Regions from separate parts of the Mus musculus genome. Here all the other regions are linked to region 3. The links are chromatin loops, found by intact Hi-C in ENCODE. Cell type or tissue: left cerebral cortex. All regions are shown on one strand. Region 1 has its middle 35 kb from the start of T. Region 2 has its middle 150 kb from the start of T. Region 3 has its middle 90 kb from the start of T.

Region 1 (8,000 bases), 54 kb after region 3:
ACATGTGGCTGGAGCCATGGGTCCCTCCATGTGTACTCCTTGCTTGATGGTTAGACCCTGGGAGCTCTGGTTGGCTGATATTGTTGTTCTTCCTATGGGGTTGCAAATTCCTTCTGCTCCTTCAGTCCTTTCTCTAACTCCTCCATTGAGGACCCTGTGATCAGTTCGATGGTTGGCTGCGAGCATCCGCCTCTGTATATGTCAGGCTCTGGCAGAGCCTCTCAGGAGACATCAGTGCTCTTAACCACTGAGCCATCCCTCCAGCCCATCTCTTTTCTTTCCTGGAAGCCGTTCAGAAATGCCCTGATTTCCACACCATGGCTGTCCTGTCTGTGGAAGACTTGCAAGCCCTTTCCTGGCTCCTTTGGATCATCGCCTGCTGTCTCTTACAGGACACTTCGCCAGTCTCTAAAATGCACCAAATCATTTTCTTAACCGGAGGCACCGTCCTCTGTCTGCAACCCTTTTATCTAAACTGCCTATAAGAGCCATCTTCTCAGCGTTACACACCAGCAGGAAGTTCATCTCGGGCCCTGTCACACTGTCTTAGACACTCACCCATCTGGGGACATTCAGTGAAGACTAAGCTCAGATCAACTCAGTGAACACCGTCCCCAGCTTCCAGCACGATGCCTCATGCATATGGGGAGAGCTTAACAAATACTTAAGAGAGTGGAGGAAAATCTTTATCTTTGACAATAAGAATTGCACTTCATAGGATAAAACAAATCAAATTAAGCAGTGTCCAGGAATAATTATGAAACTGCTGAGGGGAAGTCTATGTATATTTTACTTATTATGCATATAGTCATAGATCTTAATATATCATAGATTGATCCTGATGGCAAAAACCATTGATATCTGTTTACAAAGCCTGCATGTGCATTTTTAAATCATCAACAAGTTTACTTGAAATGAAGTAATACCATTTGTATAGAAGCGTGTTTTTACTCATCCAGTGCTGCATTTAACCATCTACGCTAAGATCAGTCAGAGTGTTTCCAGCCCCAGGTAACAATAACAAAAACCTATGATCAAAATTATAGCAAGTTCGCCACAAAGGATAGCGTGATCTGAGGGGACTCAAAATAGAACATAATGAAGAAATTAATAATTTCAAGTCACAAGAATCCCAGAGTTATACTGTACCTCAGAGTTGGTAAATAGCTTTCTGGGGACGTTATCTGAGACTCGAAGAGTCTGCCTGTTCTCTCTCCTTTAACTGAGACTCTCTCCTTAACCAAACATCCATCCGCACCTTCTTACCTGGTGTTGAAGACAAAGATGGTAGCCGTGGAGGTAGAAGAAGGTAGAGTGCTTTAATATGGACTTACTGAAGAAAGGACAAGGGAGGAACCCAGCTTGGATGCCCGGCTTGCAGTAAAAGGTTCTGACATGCTCTGAAGCACTGTATAAACAGCACTAAAAAGGAAGAGTCGAGCATTCTATTTTAAGGATCTGGAGAGATGGCTCAGTGGTTAAAAGTACTGAGTGATCTTGCAGAGAACCTGCCACCACCAGTTTCTAATACCCACATGGCAGCCACAACCACCTGTAGTGCCAGTTCTGTGTGGTCCAACACCCTTTACTGGCCTCTGCAGGCATCTGCATGCATCTGGTACATCCAAATACAAATTTAAAAAAAAGTAGATAAATCTTTTTTTTTTTTAACTTAAAAATAATTCTATTTCAGGATGCCAGATCGATGGCTGAGTAGAGATGCCTGGGACATTTCCCTCCAAACCAAGGACCCAGACAGAAAAACAGCAGCTGGGGTGTCCACGGAAGAATCCAGAGGTGCAGAAGGGATGTGGCAGCCATGTCAGAGAGCACAGAGATGTGTAATTGACCTGACATAGAAGGGCTCAAAGCCTCTGTCCTTCCATCTGTCTAGGTCAGCCCCAAAGCAGTGTCACAAGAGAATGCAGGAGAGCATAGCTGCACGCCCTCATGGCGTGGTCAGCTAGAGCACTGGCTACCCAAAAGTCATTAGCCCTCCCTGTCTGAGCTCAGCAGGAGGATCTGCTGAGGTACTGCACTCTATTTCCTGGAAGAAAAACCCTACGACATACTATACCTTTCCCCACTCAGGTGCCTACAACACAGACCCATCTGATGTTCAGCCCCTAGCATCCCTGACACAGTCAAGCCGTGGCTACACAAACAGCTCAGCTAGCACCGCTCTGAGAACTATCCGGATCACCTGCCTACCCTCCCAAAGACTCGTGAGCATCCGGACAACCTACCTGGATCCTCTTGATACAGTGTCTCCTGTGAAAATTGGGTGGCTGCTCCCACCCTCTTGCTGCCCTAGAAAGCAGTGGGATGGAACCACCAACCCTCCTGAGACCTGAAGAAGCATCAGAAATACTGTTCTCAGAAACCTAGAGCCACCAAAGCTCCGTGGCCATGCCAAGCTCCCCGACACAAGCCCTCAAGAGCAGCCTTGCAACCTATTTGGACCTTGGAAACTGGCAGGAACTCCATGCCCGCAGCTGAGCACAGTTCTCAAAGCCACCAATAAGCCTGACCCACCTAAGAAAACTGCCTCCCAGTGAAACCCCACTGAGTCAGACACTGCTAATGCAGAAAAAGCTGCTACACTAAGTGTCCCCCCTGAAAGCAAAAGCCAACCCATCGTATCCAAACCAGCTTCTAAGGATACTTAACCAGGAGAGTGTCATTTACTAGGAAAGTCTTTCTAGGACATTGGCAGCTGATCCAAATGTGCAAGGGTCACCATAAAGACAGGAAAAGAATGAAAGTCCAAAAGGTACAATAACCCCATAATAATACCCCTCAGAGGAAAGAAGCTGTTGAACTACCTGACAAAGAATTCAAGATAATTAATTTTAAGAAATGGAAAGGGGGTGGGAGAGATGGCTCAGTGGCTAAGAGCACTGACTGTTCTTCCAGAGGTCCTGAGTGCAATTCCCAGAAACCGCAGGATGGCTCACAACCATCTGTAATGGGCATCTGTAATGCCCTCTTCTGGTGTGTCTGAAGACAGTAACAGTGTACTCATATAAATAAACAAACAAACAAACTTTTGAAGGAAGAGAGAGAGAGAGAGAGAAATTGAGAGAAAGAGAAATGATAACAGAGACCATTAAAGAAGAATTAAACAGAAATCTTGGAGCTGAAGAAGTCAATAAATAATCCTAAACCGGGTGGTGGTGGCGCACGCCTTTAATCCCAGCACTTGGGTGGCAGAAGCAGGCGGATTTCTGAGTTCGAGGACAGCCTGGTCTACAGAGTGAGTTCCAGGACAGCCAGAGCTACACAAGAGAAACCCTGTCTCGAAAAACAAAACGAAACAAAAAAATCCTAAATACTCTTATGAGCCTTGGAAAATTGTACATAACTATCTAGCAAAAATTATTTAAGGAAAAAAATTAAGAATATCTATGAGAGTTATGGAGCATGGTCAAAAGGACACATTTATCAGTGTATACTGGGCCAGAGCCATAAGACAAGAGAAAGGAAGTGATCTGGATAGTAAGGGTTTATAAAAATAAGCAATCGTGTCTATAAAAACTAAAAAACAAATAATTAAAATTTGACCTACAAATTTAAGAAGGTTATTGGACATAAAAGTCAGCATGCGGATTAAGAGGTTTTTATATCCCGGTAACAACACTGAGAAAAGCATTCAGAGAGCAATCTCATTCATAATGGTGGCAGGAAGTATTAAACTACCTGGAGAGAAATATAATCCAGGAGTGGATGGCCCTTATAGTGCAACTTACCCAATACAGACAAAAGAAATTAAAAAGGGCACCAAAAACCAAAAAAAGACACAATGTGTTAGTAAGTTGACGAGTTAATTAATTTTTACAGTAACTTATTTGTTTTTATTTTATGTGCATTGTCTATACATATGTCTGCAGAGGATCTCCTGGAACTCAAGTTACAGACCGTTGTGAGCCACCCTGTGGTTGCTGGGAATTGAACTCAGGACCTCTGGAAGAGCAGTCAGAGTTCTTAACCACTGAGCCATCTCTCCAGCCCTGTGTTAATATTCTTAAAATACCCTAAATGTCCTTTTCATATGTGTTTGTTCTTGTGAAGTAGGGCGACTTGTAGGTGTCCTGGAGGTCACTGTGTAGTCCAGGCTAGCCTCATCATCTGGAGGCTAGTCCCAACACCTAACCAGTCTTTCCACGCTGGTAGCTGTCTCCTGGTCCCACCAGTCACTCTCATGTTGCTTGGAGGAATGTGTTTTTATGGCTGACCACTTGGTGTTGGAAAACTAGTTAAGGGGTGACCATCCCTTGAAAAGACGGATTATGCAGACGGTTTTTTAATATGATCCCAAGACACAGACAGCAAAAGCAAAAGTTGAAAACCAAACTCTAAAGCTCTGTACAAGAAAAGGTTCAACACACAGACTACAGAGACATTCACAGAAGACGAAAACCTCTCTGTACTGTCGGCCTGGCTGTGAATCCGCAGATCTCAACAGCGCGACGGCAAAACACAAGGGATCTGACTCAAAATGCACAGTCGTTAAAAAGCGGAAGAGCTCCAAACTTGATAATCTTCCTCTGAATCCCTCTGACCAACCAGCCTCAAGTTCTAGTGGAAACTGAGCTGGGTTGGCTCTTGAATCTGAGTTCCCCTCAGTGGGTACTGGGGTCCCAGACAGTCTCAACAGGGTAAGCCCGGTTTCTCTCTGTATCCCAGCTCAGACCTGACCCTGCAGTCCCTTACACCTCCTGCAAAGCCTCCGGGCTGGATAGCAATCTCCGTGTCCTCACAGCGGAGACTTGTCAATTCCAGCTATGGCCTTCTAGTCCTGCCCTGCAGTTCATCAGTCATGATGTTGCTATCTAGCGCAGCATCTTCCTCTATTGCCTTAGCTAGGCTCTGCTGTGGCTCCAGCCTCATCCACAGGACGCGGGCCTGCAGAGCATCCTGAGGCGCCCTCTGGTGGCTTCTTCCGAAATGTCGCTCCATCCCCATTGGACTGAGGTCTGAGACAGCTGATAAACGTGCCTCCCTCGAGGGATCAATAACACTGATCCCAGGGAATCCAGCAGCTCAGCCCGTCTGAAAAAGCGATCGGGAAGCCCGGGAGGGTGGTTCTCACCAACGCAGCACAAAGTCCCTACCAGATATCTGTAACCTAGGGCTAGGACTCCTGGAGCAAGGGCCTCCTGGTCCTGGTTGGGTATCCAGTCGCCTCTACTCCATCCTTTTGTGGAACCCCATTTCTACCAAGACTCCCGCTGCTCTTCCAGCAGGTGGGCTCTTCTTCACAACACAGGACTGGGGTGGAAGAAAGCCAGCTGTCTCCTGATAAAGCCCTGGGGCTCAACCTTTGGTTTATCATTTATTTTGCTTTGAGACAAGATAAACCCAAGCTAGCCTCTAACTCAAGGCAATCCTCCTGCCTCTCCCTCCTTGGTTCTGAGCTAACAGATATGTACCACCACCCTGGCCAGGTTTTAAATCTTCCCAAAGAGGGAAAGCTGGGCCTGTTTTTTCCAGTTGGGAACACAGCTCTCCTCTCCCTCTTTCCCCTGCCCCCACCCCGAAGCAGAATACCCCTTGTGAAGCCGGACAGAAGGATGAACCTTTTCACAAATGTAATCATTAATTATCCATAAGTTTCAGCCAGGCAGACAGTTCAGTCAGTAAGGCACTTGCCCTACAAACATGGTGACCTGAGTTCAAACCCCCAGAACCAATACAAAAAACCTGCTGAGCACAGCTGTGTGCATCTGCAATCCTAACACCAGGGACATACAGCCAGGAGGACATGTGCTCTCAGGACAGCCTGTCCAGCCCAGTCAATGAAGCTCCTGCTTCAGCAAGGGTTTGGGACTATCCGTCAAAGGAAGGATGCACAGAGTGTTAGCAACATCCTGGAATGAATGGGAAACAAGAAATGACTTCTATCCATGTCTACCCACCCAGGTGGTAATCTACCAGGGCACCTGTCGCACATCGGGGACAGAGGCTGCTCTCCTCAATGCTTGTTCAGTGTCTGTGAAGAAGGCCACCCATGAGATGTATTCACAGACCCATACAGGTGCAGAGAGAGCTGGGGAAAGAAGTTTGCTGAGGAGTTAACAAGTTAATTTTAACTTCTTCGTCTCATTTGAATTTTCACATAGATACATAATTCGAATAAGTTGCTTTATATTACTTTAAAACAAAGTGATTAAGTACAATTTTTATGAAGTATCTCCTCAGAGCATAGCAGCTGGGGAAAGTCCTACTGAAAACTGGAGGAATGGCTAGCTACCTCAGGGAGTACAGGCCACAGGCTACCTTCTCCCAGAAGAAACCAGCGAGAAATAAACCAAGAAAACACAGCCGGAGAAACAAGGCACTGGGGTTCTGTAAGGATCCACAGGTCAACTAGACCTGTGGCGCTTGCCAGCACTAGAGAGGACAAGCCAGGCAAATCTCTATGAATTCAAAGCCAGCCTGGTCTACATAGTGAGTTCCAGGCTGCCAGAGCTCCAGGGAGACTCTGTCTCCTAACAAGAGAAAGAGAGGAGAGAGAGAGAGAGAGAGAGAGAGAGAGAGAGAGAGAGAGAGAGATCTATCCTCAGGGTCCTCGAAGCCCCCAGCTCCTCTTCAGTGCCCTGCTGTCCCAGCTCTGGATGAGGTCGCCCCCACTCTGAGATACTGTATCTACCCTATCCTCTGCTCCATACCACCACAGTGAAAACCTGGGATCTCTGTGATGTGATTGACAGGCCCCGGCCCCGCCCACTGGACTCAGCAGCCTAAGCCTGTGCTTCACTTCACATGGTCCACCCTCTCTCTCCCTGATCACCTGGCGAGGTGTTCACAGGTAGGACCTAAGTGAGCAGAGGAATGTGCCTGTGGTAAGCCCGATTTACAGCACCAGCATCAGGCTGTTTCTTACCCTCGGATCTGAGCCATGGCTTTGAAGCAATGAACTGATGTTTCCTGGTCAGGCACTTAGCTGTGATCCTACCTCAAAGATGGGCGGAAAGGCCGGGACTGCGCATGAGCAGTCATCGTGAGACAGTTGAGCTTGTCTAGGTGGCTGGAAGGCTGGCATGGCAGTGTGATCTGACAAGGTACTGTGGTTTCAGTTGGCAAGCCCCTAGCAAACCTCAGCAGCTTTCAAAGCTGTACAGAAAGACAGAAAAGCAAACAGAGTCAGCGGCCTGTGCGTGGTCCCAGGCCTCTGGGTCTACAGGATACCAGCCCATTGCTGAGACATGCAGGGGCTTCTCAGGCCTGTGGTCAATGCCATGAGGAAAGAACAGAATCTCCACTTTTATCACTTCCCAGATGCAGAGGCAAAGGATCTATGGAAAGCTCTAGAAGAAAAGATGCCAGGTGGCTGGAAGACAGAAAACAAGACAATCAGAAACATTTGAGGGCAGGATGAGACAGCATACAGCTAATAGTAGTAAAATGTCTCTCCTCCTCCTCCTCCTCCTCCTCCTCCTCCTCCTCCTCCTCCTCCTCCTCCCCCTCTCCCTCCCCCTCCCCACCCTGTCCTCTGAGTCTCTTTCTGTCTCTCTCTGTCTGTCTCTGTCTGTCTGTCTGTCTCTGTCTCTCTCTCTCTCTCTCTGTCTCTGTCTCCTCTCATATGCTTTGGTTGAGATAAGCTTTACCCTGTAGCCCATGCTGGTCACCTACTTGAAATCCTCCTGCCTCAGCTTCTCTAGTGCTGGAGTTACCCTAATGATCTCCCTGACATTACGTACGTGATCCCTGATATTTATTACGGGAGTGATCTCTGACATTCTTTTTCCCCCTAGGAACACTTTATATCTGTCTAGCATGTGTGAGACAGCTTCACACCGGTGACAGGAAAATTTTTCTATTTTCTTTATTTTCTGAGGGATTTACAATGAGCCTGTCACATGGCTTCTTTCACACAGCTGAATGTGCCCTTAAGTTCATCATGTCTTAACAGTGGAGCACAGTTGCCCACAGTGTGGGGTCGCATTAACAGAGCAGTGTGTGTCAGACCCAGAAGCCAGAATCCCCTGTCTCACTGC
Region 2 (8,000 bases), 57 kb before region 3:
TCTGGAGATGGAGCCTGGGAGATTTTTCTTAGTACTCTCCTTAATAACATCTTTAGAGAAGTCTATTTTGTTTCTGAGAAGGAGGTAATTATTAGTGGTCGCTTCTCCTTATTTTTTCCACCACCAATAGAAACTCCTATAACTACACACACACTTACCAAATTATCTAGATACAAACCCAACTTATATTTAGACTGTCACAAAGCCAAAGAAAAAGACCTGAGTTTTGTGCCTGGGCACACCAGGGTCTGAACCGTGGCTCAGATGGACCCTAGCTATTCTGAGTCTGCATTTCGGCATCTGAGAAATGGACATCCTATCACTCATCTTGCAAGGATATTCTCGGAATATTATAAATACTCTCAGAATTGGTACAGCTTTACCTTGGCACAGCACCCAGAACAGGCTACCAAGTAATGACCAATAATCTTTGTTTCTTCAGTTACTGAAACAAACAAAAAAAACAAAAAAATCACATCTAATCATTATATCTGTAGTATGTTATGAAAAGGATTTTCAAGAACTGTAATGCTGTTATTATAATTAAAAAACCTTACAGATTTTAGAAATTCAAACTAGCAACTAAGACATCATCATGGTCTCCAAAAGACTGATTTATTACGTCTAGCTTATTCTGTACTGGAGAGCATGGAGATGCACATGTGGTACTGCTAAGCCCTTGCATCAAGAACAAGCAGCACATGAGGAGACCGAGTGTCTCAGAGTCACATCACTCAAAACAATAACCAAGCCTCGGGCACACTGGCATCTCCCTAAACAAAGCAACTCCTTCAGTTGATGGAGTCCAGATCCTCTCTTGACACTCAAGCTGTTACCAAAGTTTGTTTTCCTAACTTGAGGTCTATCCTGTACCTTGACTTCTACATCGTAGCTGGGCAGCTGTAGCGGGAAGCCAGCGCTGCGGACAAGGACCTTTTCCTCCAGACAACACTCGTGTCTGACTATCCACAGGAGCTGAGAGCTGGGTGAGCTTCTGCCTCTGGGGTCCTTATCCTGCCAGGAGACATTGTTCCCACACACCAGAGGAGCATGCACCCTGGTGGAGGGGAAGGTGGACAGAACATGTGCTCGGGGTGCCCAGGGGATCATCTCTGGGCCATGGGGACAGGCAGCCTTTGGGGTTGGGAATGTGTGTTTGAGATCAAGAATCTTCACTAGATTTTCAGGTGGCTATGAAAATACACACACACACATGTAGATGTACTGTGAAAATGCACGCACAACACATGTAGATGCGCTAGGAAAATGCACACACACACATGTATATACATGTAGGTGGACTATAGAAATATACACATATGTCCACACATGTAGATGAGCTATGACATGCACACACACACACACACACACACGTAGACACATGTAGGTGAGCTATGGAAATGCACACATGCATGTACACACATGTACACATGCATACACATGTATGTACACATACACACATGTAGGTGAGCTATAAAATGCGCACATTCATGCATACACATGTAGATTGCTATGTAAACACACACATGTACATACATGTAGGAAGACTATGAATTGCACACCCACATATAAACACACGTACACAGATGTAGATGCACTATGAAAATGCACACATGGATGTATACACATATAGGTAGGCTATGGAAATGCACACATTGCATGTACACACATGTACACATGCATACACATGTACATACATGTACACACATGTAGATGAGCTCTGAAAATGTACAAATTCATGCATACACATGTAGATGTGCTATGAAAATACACACACATGTACATACATGTAAGAGGATTATGAAAATGCACACCCACATGTAAACACATGTTTACACATGTAGATGTGCTATGAAAATGCACACATGCATGTATACCTACATGTAGGTAGGCTATGGAAATGCACACACACATGTACAGATATGTAGGCAGGCCTTATTATTTATGGACTTTACAGCCATAACTACATACTACATAACTACAAACGTCACAGCAGCATCCAGCACACCTGACTATGTGGGCTCAATGATGGAAAATTGGAATCTTGGAATCTTTGGTTGCATCCACTCAGACTACAATCCACTTTCTTGACTGAGCCCACATTTTTTTTTTTGTTGGTGTGTTTACTCTGAAGCCTCTAAGCAGAGATGGTGATGATGATGGTAATGCTGATAAAGATGATGACTGTGATGGGTAGTAACTGAAATGATGGCAGTGACTACCATAGTAATGATGAAGATGGAAATGGTTGGCGATGGTGATGATGATGATGGAGATGTATGGTGATGGTGATGATGATGATGATGGAGATGGTTGGTGATGGTGATGATGGTGGAGATGGATGGTGATGGTGATAACAATAATGGTTTGTGATATTGTTGGTTGTGGTAATGGTTTTGTCACCACAGTTATGGTTAATGATAGTGAGTCTTGGCTATAGTGATGTTATAGTGATGGTTATGTTACAATGATGTCATAGTGATGCTGATGCTATAGTGATGGTGATATCATAGTGATGATGATGCTACAGTGATGATAATGTCATAGTGATGGTGATGCTATCGTATAGTGATGCTATCGTGATGAGTACATGCTAGTGGTGTGAGTTCTATGTTGAGGAATCAATAGCAGGTATCCACTGAGGCCTCCTTAAACAGAAGCAATAAAACAACAGTGTTGATCAGTGGCCAAAGCAGGAGCAGAAGATGACAAGAACCTAAACCTGTGGGCTCATTTAGTGTGTTCAGCATGAATTTACTGTATGTATACATAGGCATGCAGATGTATGTATGGGTACTTGTGTATCAGTATATGAGCACACGGAACATGGCTGGGGTTGTGTGATAAAGGTGACAAGAGAGTCAGTAAGCCACAGGATAACATCAAGAGCTCCCTAGAGATAGGATGGAGGCTGACAGAATCCATGACAGGATCATGCAACACTGGCACCAATGTCTCCAACCCAACAGAAAATGCACCTAAGGCATGCTTTCCCAACCCTGCACTGGACACTTCCTGCAGTTCTGCAACTGCACTGTGTATCTTCCTGTAACATGAGCTCGCCTCATTAGACTGCTGTGGGTTCCAAAGATTTCAAAATTCAGAGTATGTAAGCACTCCACACCATTATCTCTGAGCATCTGCATTAACAGAGTTTAAATGCCAGGCTTTTAATCCAACCCCCCGCCCCCCATATACACCCATGCAGCTTGCGGTACACAGGAAGGGGAGGCTTCCCACTGTCTGTGTTTGGAAGCTGTGCGATCACACAGCTTGTTGTCCCCATAGCAACACATTCCATTGCCTAGGTGACAGCGATCTTATGATGTCACCAATGAACTAAACTAACTTAGAAACACACAGACCTTCCTTCTGGGTGCACCCACATCTTAGAGTTGCCCTCCGAGTCTTCTGGGGTTGCGATGCTGGGCACAGCTCCGTGGAGCATCAGAAAGACATTTCGCAACAGGATTTTTGTCTTTCTGAGCATCCTCCACTTGAGGGGATTCACATTCACCCTCCCAAATGTCCCCATTTTTCCAGATATTTCCCCAGCTCAGAAGAGATACCCAGACAAAGAGGAGATAAGTGACCACTTCCCATAAACATTACCAATATCATCATACATGTGGGCTGACGGGATCACTCTGGAGAACTTGCTACAGGCTGAGAAACATCCCAGGCCAGTTTTTACTTTCCCAAACCACATCTCCATCAGCGCAAGGAAGTGTTGCTTGTTGCTTCAGGTGCACAAATCCCAACAGGGTTGCTCTCCCACAAAGGTTCCGCACTGCAGCATAGGGGCCAGAGAAGCAGCCACAGAGAGAGGGATCCAAGTGTGTTTAAAAACTAGAAGCCTGGGTTTAGAAGGGAATTTGCATAATATGGGCTTCCCAAATCCCTTGAAGCAACTGGTTTGATTGAGAGACCGTGAATTCTTGAGCAAAGATGACACTGGGAGAGTGACAGCTATTCAGCTAGTCCCACCATGCGGACGGAGGTACAGCCCCGACACGTGTTTTGCTTCCAGCAAAATCAAAGCACCATTGAGACACTTAGTAATCAACCCAAGGGGGCTTTAGAAAGAGTGTGGGACTCCACTATGAAAACGAACAATTAGCATGTGTCCAGAACCACTTCTTTTTTTACGAAACAAAGACATATCAGTACGAAGTGTAATACTACACGAGTATGGTAACCCAGGCCACTGTGGAGCCTGGCTTCCAGAGCCTCATCCAAGTTCCAGATCCTACAGGTGCAAGGCTGCTGCCAGTGACAACTTCAGGTCAGCAAGGGGCCCTTCTTGTGACTGTGGCACTTTAGAAAACAAAACAAATGGCCAGAGAGATGGTTTAGTGGTTAAGAGCACTGGCTGCTCTTGTAGTGAGAGGACCTGGGGGCTTGGTTTCCAAGACCCATTCGGCTCACAATCAACTAGAAGTCCAGTACTAGGGAATCTAGTGCCCTCTTCTGACATTTGCAAGTACTGCATGCATGAGGACCAAAGATACACAAAGGCAAAACACCTTATCTTTGTGGAGCAAAGATACACAAAGGCATATATAAATCTTTTAAAAAGACAAAACTTCAGGCTAAAATGTTATAATGATAAAAAAATAACTTGAGAATAAGACAAGAAGTTACGAGAAGTCTCAAGTCCTGCTGTACTTCATGATCCGCACAAAGGCCAGAACGCTTTCACAAGAAAAGTTTGCAATTGTTCATGGTTCAGGCTGCGGTTTCTCCAGAGAAACAGCGCATGGTAGGGGACACCAGTGCTGGCCAGTCAGTCCTTCCTGACGTGGGTCAGAGTCTCAAGCCACTGCTTCCCACAGGATTGTCCTCAAAACATGCAATGTGCCGGCGTGCAGTGCAGGCAGAAGCAGAGCAGTGAACACCACAAGCCAAGACTCTTAGAGCCTAAACGATGGCTGTGAGCACATTGAGGCATCTTTCCCATCCCACTCAGATGTCTCTGCTCTGACTATTGGGTCTTCTTCCATTTCTATTTGGGGTGTTACTCTTTTTCCTTTTCCTTTTTTAAAATACAATTTTATTAATTCTTTAATGTATTTTGATTTCTCTCTCTCTCACAGAGAGAGAGAGAGAGAGAGAGAGAGAGAGAGAGAGAGAGAGAGAGAGATCCTTCTCTTAGCTGTTCTGTTCCATCCCCTTCTACTTCACGCCCTTTGGTTTTGTTTTTTTTTTTTTTTCAATAACCACTGAATCTAATCTGTGCTATTCATGGGTGTGGGGACATCCAATGGGGGACATCCACCAGAGCATGGTCAACCTACCAGGGGCTATACTCTTAAAGAAAACTGACTCTCTCTCCCCTCCCCGCCCCCAGAGGCCAGAGCCTCACTGTGGTCTCAGCTATGGGTGGAGACTCTTGAACTCCTTTTGCCCTCCTGGGCTGGCTTGATCTTGTGCAGGCAGCCATGGCTGCTGCAAGTTTGTAAACACGGAGGTCTCATTGTCCACAGTTTTTCTTTGCTCCTCCCCAACCTCGGGCTCGTACAGTCTTTGTCTCCTCCCTTCCAAGACGGTATCTGAGCCTTTGAGGATGGCTGATGTAGACATCCCTTCTGTGGCTGATCACTCCACTGATGAGCTCTATGTTAATGGGCGGTAATTTTAAGTGGGGTTAAAATATAACAAGTTCACCAGGAAAGAAGGACCCAGAATGAAAGTACTCCCACGAAAGCCCAGTCCCACCTTGCTGTCAGGCCCGGACCCCATACACTCTGCTGTGTGAGCAGCAACAGCCTTAGTAAAGTCCACTTGCACACAGTGAATGGCCCTGTTGATGTCTCTGTGAAAATGAGGATTTGGTGACCACATGATGACTCCTTCTTGCATATTCTTTAAAAAACCTTGCCAGGAACTAATGTCGGTTCCTAATTTGCAATCTGTTGGTTCAGATACATTCCTATAAAACTTAAAGGCGCAATGACAGAATCTTCAGGCTTTGTGACCTGATTCTGAGTTTGATTTCCACATAGCCTGTGCTGCTATAATTAATTGGGCAGGAAGTGTTCAGCCCTGGAATTAGAGCTTAAGCTCAGCTCATATGGCCGGTCACCCTGCATGGCAAGCCAGCAGCCAGCATTAATGACAGAGGAGAAAACAACCATACAGCCCTCTTCCCTGCCACCTGGAAGCTTGTGGTGCATACTAAACTTTCATTTATATTGATCTGTGTTACCTCGAGGCTTTTATCTAAGAGACTATGAAAACAAACAAAGCCCAAACTGACTCCTTCTTACAAACAATTCTGTCTTTTCTGTGTTGTCATAAAGTCAAATTTTGATTTACACTGAGGGACGTGGCCAGCCATGACAATAAATGGAGCACAAGGTACCCTGACCATACTCCTTATCCAAGAATGGGATTTTTAGCTGGTCCTCTCCCTAGCGAGTTCCTCGAGAATCAGAATCCTCAGCAGTTGGCTAATTACATAGCCGGGATTCAATGTGTCTAAGAAGTCTTGGGATCAAGTGATTTCGGAGATGATTAATTCTACACCTCAAAAACTTCGTGTCAGCTGCGCTGGAATCCATAATTCTTCCACCGTGGCAAAACGGTAACAGTAACTGCCAGCCCCATACTCAAACCCAGTCATGCACGGGAAAGGGGCCATTCTTCCACTCCCGAGCTGCATTCTCGGGGACTAAGTACATACTTCCTGCTTAGATGTCAGGGGTCAACTAAGGCCATGTACTGTGGCTCATACTTGGGAGAAGGTGAGCCTAGCTGTCGAAGATCAATTGATTCAACTCTGAACTAGAAGGTGTCTGTCAACCCAGGGTGGGTAGGAGATGAAGACGTACGTGACACCCACCGGGACGCAGGGAAGCATCTGTTGCATGAACCTGGTACCAGCCCACGGTTCAGGTCTCAGTCACAATCAAGGGAATTAAGCAATAGGAGCTACAGGTCTAGATCAACACGCCCTCTATCTTTCTAAGATGGCTAAATGGTAAACTAACAAAGAAAACAGAAGGCCCAGCCAGGGTTCCCAGCTTATTTGTAGGCTGGGCAAGGTGAAGTTAGATACAGTCATTACCCAGTTTTCTTCTGTGCTTCCTGCCCAAGGCTCTCTGTGGTCAAACAGGCCCCTTCACTGAAGCATCCACACGAAGCCTCAGTGTAGGGTGACCATCCAGGGCACGGGGACTGAGGCCTGTACCCTTGCCCTTGGCACCCCTTTGTGTCTGTGCACTAGCCAGGGTGTGAGCTTCCTGGTGCCTGCAGTCCACCTCCTGCTTAGATCTCCTCGTGTACTGGCCAGACACCAGTAAAGACAGGACAGCCACCACAATGTCTCAGAATGTCTCAGAGACTTGAGAAGGGAAAGTAACATTGTAACCCACTGATGGTTATAAACTAAATAGCAAACAAAGTAGCCAGTGTGTGGATTCTTTTAATCACGATGGTCTCTGGAAGGCTGGATTAACTCACTCTCTCTCTCTCTCTCTCTCTCTCTCTGTGTGTGTGTGTGTGTGTGTGTGTGTGTGTGTGTGTGTGTGTGTGTGTGTGTTTCCATAGACTTTATTTTTAAGAGCTGGACTTTGTAGCAAAATTGAGTAAGAAGTATACATTTCCCATATATTTTATGACCTACCCACACATCACGCACTGTTCAATTACTCGCAATGTTTGAAAATATGGATAATTTTAATATAATACATGTTTTAGGTGTTTTTCTTTAGTAAATAGAATGGCTTCCATTCCATTCAGAATACCCCTCAAGCCATTTAATTTCTCCCAAGTCAAGATGTAATGTTACTGCTACTTAAACAGTTATTAAGTGGTAACAAAAATTCTTCTTCCCAAACAATAATTATTTGATAGCTATGAATTCAACTGATATTTACAACTGCTTTTTTTTTTCATAGAATTGTTTAAATGACAGGCTTTATGCTTGCATGACTTGCCTTTTGTAAAATAGATTTTGCTATTCCATTATGTGTATGAGTGGTGATATAAAAAGCATA
Region 3 (8,000 bases):
AGCTCCACGTTCTCTGCGAGAGGGGCCTTGCAACCCCATATCCCTTATGATAACGCAGGAGATGGACCAAGGACTCCATCTTGGAGACACCAGCCATCTGATGCTCTGCCTCTTGGGAGCCTGTCTCCATCAAGACCATGGCTGGCTGCAGGGAAGAAAGCAGGCGTGCAGAACAGCTCCTCATGCCTGCCCAGCCACCCGGGACCACATCACCCCATGAGTCTTCTCACCACCTGATCTTCTACAGCTTACCCAACAACAAAAGCTCATGAGCTCTCCTTTTCATTTATCCCCACAGCCGGGAAAAGGCTTCACTACATCATGTGGGCCTCCTTGTAACCAAATCCAGAATGCTTTAAGTGAAATAAAAGGTGTCTGTCTAGGTTTCCTTTGTGTGGAAACCAGAGATCCCAAGTATCACTTTTGGTACATAGGAAATTTTCCATCTTTACTTTTTCTCTGGTGTCATTCCAGGCAGAGACGAACCCAACTGCTTGCCTCTTCCATCTCCCCTCGAAATGAAATCTACCAATCCATCTGCTCAACCCTCACCTCCAACTTCAGGAGGACCCGAGGCCCTGCCTGTGCAGAGGATGAAGATTCCTCATGACGCAACCCTCAACATCCCTGGATTGGAGAAGCATGGAAGAAGATATGGGCCCTCCCTGCTGTCCCCATCGGCAACAGGCACTGGGGGATAGCACCAGCACCCCTCCCTCCAGACAGAGTCCTGCACTCAGGCACCAACACAGGCCATATATACACAGAATAGGGTCTTCCCAGACAACAAGGCAAGCAGGAATGGGAGATGGCCAGCATCCTCAGTCGGCCCTTCCTGGCCCCTCCTGCATCCTTCACTTGCCTTCCAGCTTCTCCCCCCAGTGTGCTCCAAGTTCTCAGGGCTGGGTCTCGAGCACTGGCCTAGTCAGCTCCTCTCCACCCCACCCCCAATTTCTCTTCTGTGGGTAAGTCTACCCAGTTGCTCTAAAGATTGGGGCATTCCTGTGGAGCATCTCCCGCTCCAAAGCTCTCCGCATGTGCTCAGTCCTCTGTCTCCTCCCCCTCCCCCTACCTGGCTCCTCGCTGCTGCCCCCAAACCAGGCAGTGGGTTCCTCCTCTGGGAGCTGGGGTTCTCCTCCACCCTCGAGGGCTTTGCGCTTCTTCGACATCTCTGCCCAGGGCCTGGGGTTTGGGGGTTTTCTTTTCCCCTCCCCCTGGCCCTCCCCTCTCGGAGAGGAGAGTGAAGGTGGGGTTAGGTGGAGAGGAAAGGGGTGGGGAGAAGAGGCCAGGGAGGGAGATGGAAAGAAATTGCTGCCGAAAGACAGGAAGGGATCCGGAAGGCAGGCAGGAGAGGCAGGGACTTGGGCAGAACCCCCAGGACTGCTTCCATCAGTGTATCAGTGTGGCCCTCTTCTCTCTCTCTCTCTCTCTCTCTCTCTCTCTCTCTCTCTCTCTCTCTCTCTCTCTCCTCTCTCTCTCTCCCTCCTTCCTCCTTTTCCTTCTACTAAAAGGGTGAGCTGAGAGGAGAAATCAAAACCCAAGAGGTTCCTCAGATACTTCAGAGGTCTCCTGCTAAGGTGGGAGGGGGCCTGGGTGGGGTCCACCACCACCCCCACTTAGGACTCCTGGTCCTGCCTGGCTATGAGAAGCCTGCTCGTGGCTGTGGGGAAACAGCCACACTCTGAGTGTTTGGTCCGGATGGTTGGGATGCGGTTTCAATGGATTGCCAAATAACATAAAATAAAAGCTACAGAAGGCAACAGAGATGCTTTCAGACACTAAAGATGCAGGACCCGCTCCTCCTTTTGGTATCATGTGATATCTCGCAAAAGAGACTGGGGTAGAGGAACGGACAAGAGGCAGGGATGGCCGGTGCAGGGAGATCTGTCCCTACTGAGGATGGGAGACTGGCAGCAGGAAGGAGGGAGGAGGTTGAGGCGCTTGACAGCCCTTCTCTGCGCCACCTCAAGAGGCACCTGCGGGTCTGGCTAGGCAGCCGCTGCAGTTTGCAGCTGGGGCGCAGTCTACTCTGGAACTTGCAGCTCAAAAACTCCAGGAACCCTGTCGCTTGGCACTGGGGTTAGCTGCAGGCTCTCCCATCTTCCCTGCTAAGCTTTACAAAGTCCGGTGCTTCTGGCTTTACACTCCTCACCCCGATCACCCAGTCACATCCACAAACACTGACACACTGCTCACGCAGGCACGCGCGCGCGCACACGCGCGCACACACACACATTTTCTTACTGCTGGAAAGCTTGCAGAGAGATAAGTTTTCTTTGCTTCTTTTGTTTCTTTCTTTCTTTCTTTTTATCCCCCTTTGGACTCTCAGTGGCTAATGTTAGATTTAAAAAAAAAAAAAATTATCAACTTACCCGCCAAAGTATCCTCCAGTACAAAACTCCTATCTGCTTCATCGCCAGTTCACAAATTCAAAGCGGAGCGGTGGAGACAAGTCTCTGGGAAAGGTGGGTCCAGGCTCCATCCAGGGCTGCTCAAAACAAGTTGCCAAACCCGGGTGGCCCAAGTCCAGGACTTGTCCAAGACGCTCGAATATGCTCCATGCGGCAGTATTCCAAGGGCTTCGGGTACTTGGAGTTTCCACGCTGGTCATCTCGCAAAAGGGGGAGACAACTCTAAGAAGGAGTGATGCTCCCCTCTCCCGCCTTCCTTTCTGAGGTGCTCCGGAAAGCAGTAAGGTGCTTTCTAGGCACCAGTGAAGACTGGTCCACCTCAGTTTAGCCTCTCGACGGAAGCAACTTTAGACCCACACACCTAGAAGTAGTGTGTGTGCACACGAGTGTGCATGTGTGTGCACGGCGCGTGTGTGTGTATGTGTGTGTGTGTGTGTGTGTGTGTGTGCGTGCGTGGGCGAGTGTCCAACCCGTGTGCCCTCGTGCACTTGACATGGGGGCGGAGTTGGGGGGGCTGCGTGTGCTCTGAAGAGCCACTCTCCCCTGCTGCTGGAACTTAGAGAGTTTTCCTTTAAGCCAGCGACGCTGATGCTTGGACGCCCCCCCCCCCCCCCCCCGCGTCCAACAGGAGGCGATGACGTCTGCAGCCTCGTTGCCAGAGCAGTCCCCAGGCGGCGGCTGCTGTTCATTGACAGGAGCAGAGGCTCGGACGTCAGCAGCCGGACCTTGGCGACGCTGCTCCCGCGGAGACGGCTCCCACCCCCGCACCTGCCAGCCCGCGGGGGAGGAGGGAGTGAAATCAAAGCCACGGAGGAGCGGATTGGGGCGACGCTGGGGCTGCAGAAGGGGGGTGACTCGGATCTGCCCTCTTTGTCCTGGAGCCCCGGCGTATATAAATAGTACAGTCTCCAGCCAGACTTGCACCCGCTCTCGCACACCCCCACGCCCCGTCCCTCCCCCCCCCTTCACTTCGTGTCGGGCTGGCTCGGCGGGAAGGGAGGCAGGGGGCGAGAATCAGGGAGTGGAAATAGATGTTAGGTTTTTTTTTAAATCTCTTCCCATTCATAGATTCGGCTGGAGTCATGGGGCCTTGGCTCTGGGAATCGCAATGAATGGATGGATGACTGCACGTTCTGGGACCACCAGGTCCGTGGAGGCGTAGCTAGCACAGGGGGCGCTCTTCCCGCGAGGGAGCTGGCACCCTTGCCCAGGCACACAGAGACTGCAAACCACAAACCCCAAGGAGGCCAAAGGCCTGCCATCTCCCTCTCCTCCGATCCCTTCTGGTTTATTCTCTCCCTAGGAGGCTGCGATTGGCAAAACTCGAGCTGCTGAATTGAGAATCTGCACACAGTGGAGCTCCCAGTCCCAAATGGAACCTTTGACAAGGGACTTTCTGTAGTCAGGACAGTGACAATTGCTAGAGGAGCAGCCACATGGTGCAAGATTATTAGTCACTGGGGTGTTGCTGATGGCTGAAGACCTAGCCCCTCCCCACCTAAGTACCCAAGAGCGCTCCACCCAGGAAAGGAGGGAGTGCGGTGTGAAGATGCAGGGGTGCTTCAGCCGGACTTCTCCACAGGAGGCCAGCACTTGGAGAATCCCTGGTCACCAGTGGCTGCAGCAGCTAGAGGCCTACCCAGGACCACACAGGCAGGGATCACCACCTGCATCCCTGGCTGTGCCCCTCCCCCATGCACTGAACAAGCTTCTGAGGCAAGAAGCTAAAATTGCAGGTGCCCAGCAAACAGAGAAGTTTCATAAATGCATCCCATGGAGAGGCAGGGGTATCATGGTTTTGAAGTGAATCTGGGCCATTTATTATGTGCATGGCCGGAAGAGCTGGAGAAAGCAGAGCCCAGGATAGGAGAGCTACCTGCATAGCCTGTTCTAAGCCAAGCATGGCCAATGGCTTGGACAGGAGGGAGTGGGTGGGGAGAATGTCTCTGCCCTAATCATCAAAGATCACCAACCCCTGTGCCAGCAGCAGAGGGTCCTGGTCACCACAGAGAAAGGACAGAGAAATGCTCTCTGGGCTCCTCCACCTGCTCCATTCTTCCTCCTGTCAGAGCAGGCAGGTGGGTGCCTTCATGGGTCACTCTCTGGCTACTCTCTGCTCACCCTGCTCTGGACCATCCAGGAAGCACTTTCCTAGGCAAGCTGCTCCCTGTTCCCTTGTGTCAGCACCAGCCACTTCTCCATCAGTCATTCCATCTTCCTGTCCTCTGGTGCATCAGTGCCTAGAACGCACTTCCTCCTGCCCCGCCTCTGTGAATAGCCCACCCTTAGCTTGGACACGGGGCCCTGCCTAGTGTGTTCCTCTTGCCTCCTCTACCTCCCTGATGCTGCGGTGTTCCAGAACCATTCGTAGACCCCGTTTGCTCTCCATCACCTCTGAGGTAAGGCTTTCACCCTGTCTGATAGCTTTAAAATATGCCTTGCACAGACCTTCTCCCTCTGAGCTTGAGACTCAGGTGAACCACAAGCTCCCCTTGTGTGCCTGTGAAGTCTCAGAACCACCAAATTCCACTTCATTGCAGCCATGATGGCCCCATGGCATTCCCACGTTAATAAGTAGAAGCAGACCTCTCTTTCCTATTACCCCACTCCATCTATCCCCTCAGCCTTGAACGTGTCAGGCTCCAGGGACCTTGCATCACCCTCTCCAAACCTCCAGCACCACTGTCCAGGTTGGTGCTGCTGCTCTTTTGATGTTCCACCTCCATACTACACTCAGTGTAGAAACCATGACTGCTGAGAAAAATGAAAGATCATGCCAGTTCTCAGCTGAGTCCTCCTTGGCTCTCCCCCAACCCAGCAGCAGCCAGGATCCTGTGACCCTGTAGCCACTCCACTTTTTGCCCGCCCATCTACTCATCTCCAAGTTAACTTTTGTTATCAACTTGATTTGATGAATAAACACCCAGTATATTAGCGAGGTAAACCTTTGGGAATTTATGAGATGGTGTTTCCAGAAAGGATTAATAGAATTAGCAATACAACCTGCCCTGGAGAACACCATCGCAGGGGCAGACATCCCAGACTGAGCAAGAAGGAAAAGAGTGGAAGCTGAGAGTGTTCATGTTACTCCCTGGATGGCCCCACAGGCCAAGTCCCTCCTACGACCATGCCTCCCACTGTGATGGACTGATTTCTCTGAATTAAGGGACAGAATAAATCCTTCTTATGCTGTCTTTTAAAAGGTGTTTATGGTATTTAGTTATACTTCCCAATAACCAGAAAACTAACTGGTATAGAAAACGGATGCTGAGAACTGGGGCTGGGGCTGAGATCAGCCTGACCATATGGCTGTTAGGATTGAGGACGGATCTGTGGGAAGAATGTGGAAGTTTGGAGATGCTTGCTGGGGGAACTTCAAACACTGCAGGCAGAGCTGACTGAGTGGTTCTTGGGCAAGTTCAGATGCCAGTGGAAAAGTGGCCAGTGTTCATGAAGTTTCAGAGGGGAGATTAACACTCCGCTGGGACCTGAGCTAAAAGCTATTATGTCGCTGTGACAGTTTGTATATGGTTGGCTCAGGGAGTGGCACTATTAGGAGATGTAGCCTTGTTAGAATATATGTCACTGTGGGCTTGGGCTTTAAGACTCTCATCCTAGCTGTCTGGGAGCCAGTATTCTCCTACCAGCCTTTAGATGAAGATGTAGAACTCTCAGCTCCTCCTGCACCATGCCTGCCTGGATACTGTCATGCTCCCTCCCGCCTTGATGATAATGGACTGAAACTCTGAACATGTAAGCCAGCCCCAATTAAATATTGTCCTGATAAGACTCACCTTGGTCACGGTGCCTGTTAACAGCAGTAAAACCCTAGCTCAGACATTCAGGGAAAGCATCAGGGTCTATCTGATGTGTCCTAAAAATCTAAGTGAGTCTGATTTCTAAAACAATACTCTAGTTTTTTAGAGGAAATTCCAGTTCAATGCAACATTTAGATTGTGGCACAGTCTGCATTCACTGTGTTTACCCAGATTTACAGAACAGAAAGAGTGGAGATGTGGTTTGACTCTGAGTCTGATCAAATTTGAGGGTGGGTGCATAGTGGTTATACATATCAAAAAGATTATCACAATTAAAAAGAAAGCTTCACTGGAAACTTGGAGTCGTGCCTTGAAGGTATAACTGACCAATCAAAACGCTGAAGGACATAGAAATGCAAATTTACTAGAAGGTATGTTATAGTAAATGCTATTTTGGGAGGGTTTACCTCACTTAGACCATAAAACAAACAAAAGACACAAATGCTTTTCAATTTACAATAAGCTTTAAGATCACTAGAGCTGTGCAGATATCAACCCTCTGTGGTACTTTGTCTAGTTCCCTGTCAATACCCCCAAGATATCACTTGCCATGGACAACCTGGCCTGCTCCCACTCCACCAAGCCAGCCCTGGGAGGCATGAGTTTACAATCTGCATATCCCATGATGACTTCTTTGTTCTTCCTCCTCTCTCCTTCTTGGTCTCTCCTGAGACCCCAAAACCAGGAACCTTTGCTTAATCCCCTCTCTTCTTACCAGTCCAGGTTGTAGGCATCTCTATCAACCAATCAGGGATAACTTGGGGGAGGGGCAAGGTTTATACAACAAAAGCTGGTATATGTGAGGATCTCCTCTCATGGGGGCAGCCAGATCTTGGAGGCCAATCTATAGCATTTGAATGCCTAGCAGCAGCAGACCAACCCCTACAAGGCAAGAGCCTGAGCAGAAGTGGATCAGGCTGGTGAAAAACAATCTCTTGGGAAACACTTTCTCATGTTCAACTTTCCTGTCACTCGGCATCTTTTGCAGCAGTGGTCTAAAGGGTGAAACTATGTTCTGATCCGACAGGAGAACTTGATAGTAGCAGACACATGGTTCCAGTTTTATAGGCATGAAAAATGCAGAAGTGATGGGATCCCAGAGGCTTGTACCAAATTCCTGGAAGATGCAGAGTCAGGAAACACGGCAGGGCTGGATTCTCTGAGTGGAAGTTCTAAAAGGCCAGTGCCTGGAACTATGGAGGTGAAGGCTAAGGTGTAATGGGGACACCGAGATCTTGAAGATGGCAGAACTGTGGGGGACGTCCGCCAAGGAGAGTCTTAAGCACAGAGTAGAGCTGACTTGAGACGGGCAATGTGAGCTGCAGAAAGCAGAGCTGTAGAGGCAGAGACATCTCAGGCTGCTGGAGCCCAGATGATGTCACCATGAGACCCTGATGCCAAACAGGGAGCTGCAAGATTTGGTGTTTGCTCTCTTGGGTTTTGATCTTCCTTTGGTCTGACCTTTCCTTTCTGGGTTCCCATTCTCCTCTTTTGTACTAAAAATGTCTACTCTGTATCCTTGCATAGAGAAAGCACATGGCTTGATTCTTGAATTTTCAGGTTCTCAGTTAACAGACTGTCTTAGAATCAGAGCAAACTTTAATCTTGGATTTTAAAATAATATTGGAACTGTTAAGGCAACTCTTAGAGATGAACAAAATGCATGCAGCATTGTTTCAAGGGTAGAACTTTAAAAGGAGTTGATTAATGATACTCTGTTATGCTTGCAGACAGGAGCCTAGCTTAACTGTCCTCTGAGAGGCTCCACCCA

The links. Peaks named below come from ENCODE experiments on the same cell type or tissue, not always from the same donor. Only the 100,000 strongest peaks of a DNase experiment are listed, where the experiment ranks them.
Region 1: it touches region 3 in a loop (4-fold over the local background); 14 of 42 quality-filtered maps call a loop at or near these places.
Region 2: it touches region 3 in a loop (2.0-fold over the local background); 4 of 42 quality-filtered maps call a loop at or near these places.

What each region holds. Positions count from the first base shown.
Region 1 is chr17:8,465,826-8,473,825 of GRCm38, reverse strand. No RefSeq gene overlaps it. Among named protein-coding and RNA genes, the nearest start is that of T, 35 kb to the right of the region's middle. In left cerebral cortex, a CTCF peak has its summit at 4,934 (motif pointing left); a DNase peak (open chromatin) is centred at 4,933.
Region 2 is chr17:8,577,042-8,585,041 of GRCm38, reverse strand. It overlaps a transcript of Pde10a not described here. Among named protein-coding and RNA genes, the nearest start is that of T, 150 kb to the right of the region's middle. In left cerebral cortex, a CTCF peak has its summit at 4,469 (motif pointing left); DNase peaks (open chromatin) are centred at 3,280 and 4,450; H3K27ac peaks cover 291 bases.
Region 3 is chr17:8,520,188-8,528,187 of GRCm38, reverse strand. It overlaps a transcript of Pde10a not described here. Among named protein-coding and RNA genes, the nearest start is that of T, 90 kb to the right of the region's middle. In left cerebral cortex, a CTCF peak has its summit at 3,592; DNase peaks (open chromatin) are centred at 3,142, 3,530, 3,995, 5,745 and 5 more places; H3K4me3 peaks cover 4,175 bases; H3K27ac peaks cover 4,725 bases.